2 separate regions of the Homo sapiens genome follow, and region 2 is linked to region 1. A link is an interaction called in ENCODE POLR2A ChIA-PET data of the cell type or tissue named here. Cell type or tissue: Panc1. All regions are shown on one strand.

The links. ChIA-PET counts read pairs that join two places held together with the same protein. Peaks named below come from ENCODE experiments on the same cell type or tissue, not always from the same donor. Only the 100,000 strongest peaks of a DNase experiment are listed, where the experiment ranks them.
Region 2: POLR2A ChIA-PET joins it to region 1 with 6 read pairs; 6 of 35 experiments call an interaction of 5 or more read pairs at or near these places.

What each region holds. Positions count from the first base shown.
Region 1 is chr19:1,513,187-1,517,186 of GRCh38, forward strand. No RefSeq gene overlaps it. Among named protein-coding and RNA genes, the nearest start is that of ADAMTSL5, 2.2 kb to the left of the region's middle. RefSeq lists silencers at 1-27, 867-946. In Panc1, a CTCF peak has its summit at 839 (motif pointing left); no DNase peak of the experiment used is centred here; H3K4me3 peaks cover 821 bases.
Region 2 is chr19:1,583,347-1,587,346 of GRCh38, forward strand. It overlaps MBD3 (methyl-CpG binding domain protein 3), which reads right to left. Exons shown (of 7, transcript NM_001281453.2): 2 at 1,709-1,868; 3 at 1,194-1,331. Among named protein-coding and RNA genes, the nearest start is that of MBD3, 7.5 kb to the right of the region's middle. RefSeq lists enhancers at 962-1,573, 1,574-2,184. In Panc1, no CTCF peak of the experiment used is centred here; no DNase peak of the experiment used is centred here.

The DNA of each region.
Region 1 (4,000 bases):
GCGCAGGGGTCCCGGAGCCGCAGGCTGGTGTCGGGCGCCCGGGTCCGGGTGACCTTGGCAGGCTCGGGCGGGGGCGCGGCGCGGGGACTGACCGCCCTCCTCTGCCCCGGGGCTGCTATTCCGGGCGCCGCGCTCAGGGCCCGGGAATGTGCGCGAACCGAGGTCACCCCGCCCTGGGTCTGGGAGTCCCGGGCGCTGCCCCTACCCCGCCGACGCCCGGATTGCGTCCCACCGGCGTCCCCATCCCCGGTCACAGCCCCCTCCCCTGGTCCTGCCCCTCACCCCTCTCGCGGGGGGTCGACCTGCTCGTGGATGGGGACCCTGGCGCGCCTGGGCTCCCATCCGGGGGTTCCCCGACCCAGGTCCCGGTCACCCCCAGCGCAGGGCCCCAGCGCACTGGGGAGAGGCTCGGCCCCGTGGGCCGCGCGCGGGGGGCGGAGAGACCCTCCCAGCTGGCGCATTCCCGGGCGCTGCTGTCACCAGGGGACGCGCCCCACCCCGCCTCCCGCCCTCCCTGCCGGGCCCCGGGGCTGCCAGCGGGGCTTCAGAGCCAGACCCGGGTCCAGGCGGTCCCTCTCCCTCACAGCCGCGGCCACACCCTCTCCGGCCTCAGTTTCCCCATCCCAGCAGTGGGCCCGGCAGGGATCTCCACCGCGAACCTTCCATCTGGAATCCGGCTCTGCGCGGACCGGCAACGCGAGGGGGCACCCCGGGACTCCCCCCACCCCACCCTTTCCCGCCGGGCGTCTGTGAGCCGCCCCGTGCCCACCCACGCAGGGATGAGACCAGGCCCTGGGTTCTGGGCTCCACCAGTTTCTGGTGTCGCCCCACGGCGCCCCCTGGCGGGCGGGCTGAGGGACTGGGGCACTAAAGGAGGGGGTGGAGGGACTGTCCTGCTCCCTGGGCTCCACCCAGGCTCGGTCTGAGCACCCCCTCCTCCAGGAAGCCCACCCTGCTGTCCCACAGCGCTGACCACAGGGAGAGAGGTTTGCTGGGGACATACAGGGTGTTGCTGGTCCAACTCAGTCTGCCCTCCAGCCTGTAGCATGTCAGCAGAGCCACCCATATGCCATTTATTGAGCACCTACTGTGTGCACAGCTGTGAACAACCCAGCCAGTCCCAGGCCAGCGGGTAAGGCAGCCCCCTGGAATGTATGACCCCCCACCTTCTGACCTGGACTATTGGAGAAAATAGCCCAGGCCCACCACTGATGGCCCCAGGTTGGGGGGTGGTGGTTGCGGGGATGTCAAGAAGGCCCTCACTGAAGGGGTCAAGAGAGAAGGGCAGGCCGGGCGCGGCGCCTCATGCCTGGAATCCCAGCACTGTGGGAGGCCGAGGCAGGCGGATCACCTGAGGTCAGGAGTTTGAAGCCAGCTTGGACAACATGGTGAAACCCAGTATCTACTAAAAATATAAAACTTAGCCAGGCATGGCGGTGAGTGCCTGTAATCCCAGCTACTCGGAAGACTGAGGCACGAGAATCGCTTAAACCCGGGAGGCAGAGGTGGCAGTGAGCCGAGATCACGCCACTGCACTCCAGCCTGGGAGACAGGCGAGACTCCGTCTCAAAAAAAAAAAAAAAAAAAAAAAAGGAAAGAAAGAAAGAAAGAAGTCAGCTCAGGACATGTGTCAATGTGTCATTAGGACAATTGTATCCTCCTCAGATGTGCCCCATTCCCAGATGTCCAGTCCACAGAGCTCCACTGGGAGTGCAGACAGCAGGCCCTGTGCCCCGCAGGGAAGGTATACAGAAAGCACAGCGCCCACAGGGAGCACACACAGCAGGCATTATGCTCTGCAGGAAGGGTATACAGCAGGTGCTGCATCTTGTAGAAATGCATAGAGTAGACTCTGCCCTGCAAAGGAGTGTATACAGTAGATATGGCACCTTCAGAGGAGTGCATACAGCAGTCACTGCATCCTGTAGAGAGTATATACAGCAGGTGCTGCATCCTGCAAGGAAGGTATACAGCAGGTGCTGCATCCTGCAAGGAAGGTATACATAAGGCGCTGTCTCCTGCAGGGAGCGCATACAGTAGGCACTGAGTTCTATGGAAAGTGTACCCCGCAGCCCCTGTTCCCTCCTGGGAGTGCATACCGCAGCCACTGCACCCTGCGTGGGGGCTCTAGAGCTGGCAAGATTGGCAGAGGTGGTGGTGAAGATGTGGAGGGCTGCCCCCCACCCCCAGTTCTTGTCCCCTACCGTCTCCCACCTCTGTCCTCTGGATGTCCCTAGGAGGAGGCTGGGAGCTCAGCCTAAGACACCCGGTGTAGGTGGAGGGGGTGGCTGCTGAGGCTCAGAGGCTCCTGGGGTCCCAGTTGGGCGGGGTCCCAGCTTACTACATTCCCCTGCCCTTGCCTGGACCCTGACCCAGGAATCAGCCGAGTCCCCCTACTCTGAATTTCAGCCTGGACCCCCTCCTTGAGGCAGCGTCAGGGCTAGAGGGGAGACTGAGACGCGGGTCCCGGCGGATGTGGATCAATTAGGTTCCATTTCCTTCATGGTTGTATGGCCTTGAGGCTTAAGGAATGCCGCGATCTGCTGTGTGACTGGGCTACAGTGAACAGTATGGTACCCCACACTTCAAACTGTGTTCACAGGGTAGATTTCATGGTAAGGGTTCTTACCATAAAAGAACAAAAACAGTGGGACACAAGGGACCTCGGGAAGTGACAGGTAGGCCTGTCATCTTGAGTGTGGTGACTGCATATGTGCAAACTCATCAAATTGCAGACACTGGGCTGGGCACGGTGGCTCACGCCTGTAATCCCAGCACTTTGGGGATCCAAGGCCAGTGGATCACCTGAGGTCAGGAGTTCGAGAGCAGCCTGACCAGCAAGGTGAAACCCCGTCTCTACTAAAAATGCAAAACCTAGGACACGGTGGTCCCAGGATACCTCAACCTCCTGCGTGGACTGGGTGGGGCCTCCCCATCCCTGCCCCACAGACCCCTGGACCCCCCGGTCCCTGGGGCTGTCCGTCTGTTCCTGGGCACCAGCAGGGGCCACGCAGAGTTGGGACCCTCCCCGGCTGGAGTCACCCCATGGGACTCAGGGCCCTGGACCCTCCTTGGCCGCTGCTCGCCCGGTCCTCATTCTGTGCCGGTTTCTTGTGCACGCTCGGAATCTGTTCCCTGCAGGCACCCAGTGCCCCGGGCACCGTCCAGAATTCCTGGAAGAGACCTCTTGCTTTCTTACCCCACTGCCCAGGCTCCAGGCCTGTGACATGGCCTCCCCAGGGTGCCCCTTCCCCTCCACCTTCACGTGCTGAAAACCACCTGTTCTGTCACTTTCAGGCGACGTGGATCAGGTGGACTGGCCCACCTCCTCCATTGTGTATGACGTAACCCATGCTTGGCCAAACAGATAATTCCATCTCCTAGAGACGGGGATTGGCTGGGGGATGACCATGTGACCCAAGTGGGCCAATGAGAGCCTGCCCTGGGACTTGAACTGGGCCATTAGAGGAAAAGGTGGTTTCCCGTGGCTGGGGTGGGCTCCAGGGATGGCGTGAGTTGAGGTAGGCTGGACTTTCTTGACTGCTCGAAGAGATGCACTGTCTCAAGCAGATGCTGACAGACGGCAGCAAATGGAAGGGGCCAGATTTCTTTTTTTTCTTTTTATCTTTCTGTCCTTTTCTTTCTTTTTTTACTTTTTTTTGAGACAGGGTCTTGCTCTGTCGCTCAGGCTGGGGTGCAGTGGTGCAATCACAGCTCACTGCAGCCTTGACCTCCTGGGCTCAAGCGATCCTCCCACCTCAGCCTCCCATGTAGCTGGGACTACAGATGCATGCCATCACATCTGGCTAATTTTTTTGATCTTTAGTAGTGACAGGATCTTGCTATGTTGTCCCGACCCAGGCTGGTCTCAAACTCCTGGGCTCAAGAGATGCTCCTACCTCAGCCTTCCAAGTAGCTGGGACTACAGACATGCATCACCATGCCTGGCTAATTTTTATATTTTTTGTAGAGTTGGGGGTCTCCCCCTGTTGCCCAGGCT
Region 2 (4,000 bases), 70 kb after region 1:
CACTGCACTCCAGCCTGGGTGACAGAGCGAGACTCTGTCACAAAAAAAAAAAAAAAAAAAAGAAAAAACAAAAAGAAAATACACACGGTTCTCAGGTTTTTAAGAAGTAGGTTACACAGTCACATATGGGCAGTCAACCCCCTGTATCTGTGGGTTCCATAACCACACACCCAACCAGCGGCAGACTGAAAATATTTGGGGGGAAAAAAAATAAATAAATACAACAACTGGCCAGGTGAGTTGGCTCACACCTGTAATCCCCACAGTTTTGGAGGCCAAGGTGGGAGGATCACTTGAGGCCAGGAGCCTGAGACCAGCCTGGGCAACATACAGAAACCCTGTCTCGAAAGTGAAAAACTTAAAAAAATGAATAAAACACACACAAGGAACGTCACAAGCATCCACACCTCATGAGCAAGCTAGAAAATACCTGCAGGTAACGTGCAAACATTAGACCATTTCCATTTTTTAAAAATATTTTTATTTTATTTTTGAGACCGGGTCTCGCTCTGTCGCCCAGGCAGGAGTGCAGTGGTGTCATCTCGGCTCACTGCAACCTCCACCTCCCGGGTTCAAGTGATTCTCCTGCCTCAGCCTCCCGGGTAGCTGGGATTACAGGCGCACACCACCACGCCCAGCTAATTTTTGTATTTTTAGTAGAGACGGGGTTTCACCATGTTGGGTCAGCCTGGTCTCAAACTCCTGACCTCTCAGGTGATCCACCTGCCTCGGCCTCCCAAAGTGCTGGGATTACAGGCGTGAGTCACCGCGTGAGGCCATACTAGACCATTTTCTGAGGGGCCTGAACATCCCCAGATTTTGGTATCTGGGGGTTGAGGGTGGGGCGTATCCTGGCACCAATACCCTGCACATTCCAAGAGGGGACCGCAGGACTGGGTCTTGCTCTGCCCCCAGGCTGGAGTGCAGTGGTGTGATCATAGCTCACTGCAGCCTCAGCCTCCTGGGCTCAAGCAATCCTCCCACCTCAGCCTCCCCAGAAGCTGGGACCACAGGCGGGCGCCACCACGTCCAGCTAATTTTTTACTTGTTTTTTGCCTCGTCATGTTGCCCAGGCTAGCCTGGAACTCCTGCGCTCACTACGTCCGCTCCACGTACGACCTCATTCCAAACGTCCACCCACCAAAGTGAACAACCCGGCCGGGAAGGCTGGGGTCGCTGTGCGTTGAGCTCACCTGGCGCGGCTGGTCCACCGCCTTCTGCGGGTCGCTCTTGACCTTGTTGCTGGGGTGGTTGGTAATCTTGGTCACCGGCTGCTTGAAGATGGACGCCGTCTGGCGCACGGGCAGCGCCGTGTTCAGGTCGGGCTTGCCCTGCGGGAGGAAGGATATGCAGTCCGGCCTGGGGGCGCCCCGGCGGCGCGGAGCCTCAGGGGGTGCGGGGCCCGGGTGACCCCCTGCTTTGCCGGCGCCCCTCGTGTCCCCCGCGCCCGCCAGGACCCCCACGGTCCGGGGAGGCCGCTCCCGCAGGGTCGGTCCGGCCGGCTCTGGAACGCCCGCCGCGGGCCGCGTCCTCGCCATGCGCCTTGCGCTCTGCACCCTGTGGCCTGCGCCTTCCGCTCTGTGCCCTCCGCCCGCTGTGACCTCCTGCGCTCAGGACGCCGGGCTGTGTCGCCTGCAGCTCACGTCATGGCCGCGTCCCCGCCTAGAACGCCCCGCGCCGACGTCACCTGCGTGACGCCACCACTCACCTTGACCTGGTTGGAGGAGTCGTAGCGCACGCGCTGGCGGCTCTTGTTCATCTTGCTCATCAGCATCTTGCCCGTGCGGAAGTCGAAGGTGCTCAGGTCCATGGAGCCGCCCAGGTAGCGCGCCAGCTGCGGCTTGCTGCGGAACTTCTTCCCGCTCGGGCTGCGGGGAGGCGGGACGGTCGGCGCCCCGGGCGGACCCCAGACCCCAAACCCAGGCCTCGGCCGCAGACCCAAACCCAGTCCCAGCCCCAGCTTCAGGTCGCGACCCCAGCCCCAGACCCCAACACGGCCCTGACCCCAAACCCAGGCAGGCCCTGGCCCCAGCCCCAGACCCCAACCCTGGCGTGACCCCAGACCTTCATCCCAGACCCCAGCACCCCACAACTGGCCCCTAGATCTGGGCGCCAGCCAGACCCAGAGCACTGGCCCCGATCCTCACACCCTGGCCCTAGCCCCAGCCTCCACATCGGATCCTTGCTCCAGACCCCCAACCCCGGTCCCCTCTGAATCCTCCCCACCGTAGGCCCTGGCAGCGTCAGGCACAGCAGACGCTGAGTTCGGGTACAAACGCTACTACCTACAGGGCTTTGGGCCCCGGCTCTGGGAGGATGGCTCACATGTCCAGAACATTCCAGACATGGAATTTAGGTCACATTCTTGAGAAAAGACCCCACGGAGAACAGGTATGTGAGGGACAGCCCTAAAAGCAATCTTCTTCCACCTTGGGGTTACAGCAGCAGGGCCAGACTGGGAAGGGGTCTCGTTCTAAGATCTGGGGCCAGGCCCTAACAGCTGCTTGGGCATAACCCGACTGGAGAGCTCGCAACAAGGCAGCCAGGTAAACACAGACCTGCTCTCAGACACGGGGCTCTGCTCTCAGCCTGCCATGGACAAGCGCCGGCAACTCATCCTCTCCAGGACATAAGGACACCCACCAATGGGTTGCCCTGTGTGTCACATGAGGTCACACTACAGGATGACAAGCACCCAACCCAACACACCGTCATCATGGTTGGGATGTAAGATGGAACAGCCATGTTGGAAAAGCCTGACAGCTCTTCACTGAGTTTCCAGATGACCCGGCCACGCCACTCTTAGGTATCTGCCCGAAAAATGAGCACGCATCCACACCATCACTTCTACACGGATGTCCCCAGGAGCCAGAAGGTGGAAGCAGCCCAGACGCCTTCAATGGATGAACGGACAAACGCCCATCCACACGATGGGACATACTCAGCCATGAAAAGGAGCGAGGCTCTGACACAGGCCACAGCGTGGATGCACCTTGAGGACGCCACATTCAGTGAGAGACGCCAGACACAAAAGGCCACACAGTGTGTGATCCCATTTCTAAGAAATGTCTAGAACAGGATAATTCAGAGACAGGAAGGGGACGCGTAGTGCCAGAGGCTGGGGTGCAGGATGTGGAGTGGCTGCTGATAGGGACAGGACTTCGTTTCTCTCTTTCCTTTTGGAGATAGGGTCTCACTCTTGCCCAGGCTGGAATGCAATGGCTCAATCACAGCTCACTGCAACCTTGAACTCCTGGGCTAGGGTGATCCTTCCACCTTAGTCTCCCAAGTAGCTAGGACGACAGGCACAAGCCACCACGCCTAATTTTTTTTTTTTTGAGATGGAGTCTCACTCTGTCGCCCAGGCTGGAGTGAAGTGGCTCGATCTTGGCTCTCTGCAACCTCCACCTCCCAGGTTCAAGTGATTCTCCTGCCTGAGCCTCCTGAGTAGCTGGGAGTACAGGTGCCCGCCACCACACCTGGCTGATTTTTGTATTTTTAGTAGAGACCAGGTTTCACTGTGTTGGCCAGGCTGGTCACGAACTCCTGACCTCAGGTGATCTGTCCGCCTCAGCCTCCCAAAGTGCTGGGATTACAGGTGTGAGTCACCGTGCCCGGCCTAATTTTTTTTTTTTTTAAGACGGAGTCTCGCTCTGTCACCCAGGCTAGAGTGCAGTGGTGCGATCTTGGCTCACTGCAACCTCCGACTTCCGGGTTCACACCATTCTCCTGACTCAGCCTCCCGAGTAGCTGGGACTACAGCTGCCCACCACCACGCCCGGCTAATTTTTTATATTTTTAGTAGAGGTGGGGTTTCACAGTGTTAGCCAGGATGGTCGCGACCTCCTGACCTCATGATCTGGCTGCCTTGGCCTCCCAAAGTGCTGGGATTACAGGCGTGAGCCACCGCGCCCAGCCAATTTTTATATTTTTTTAATAGAGATAGGGTCTCACCATGTTACCCAGGCTGGTCTGGAACTCCTGAGCTCAAGCAGTCCTC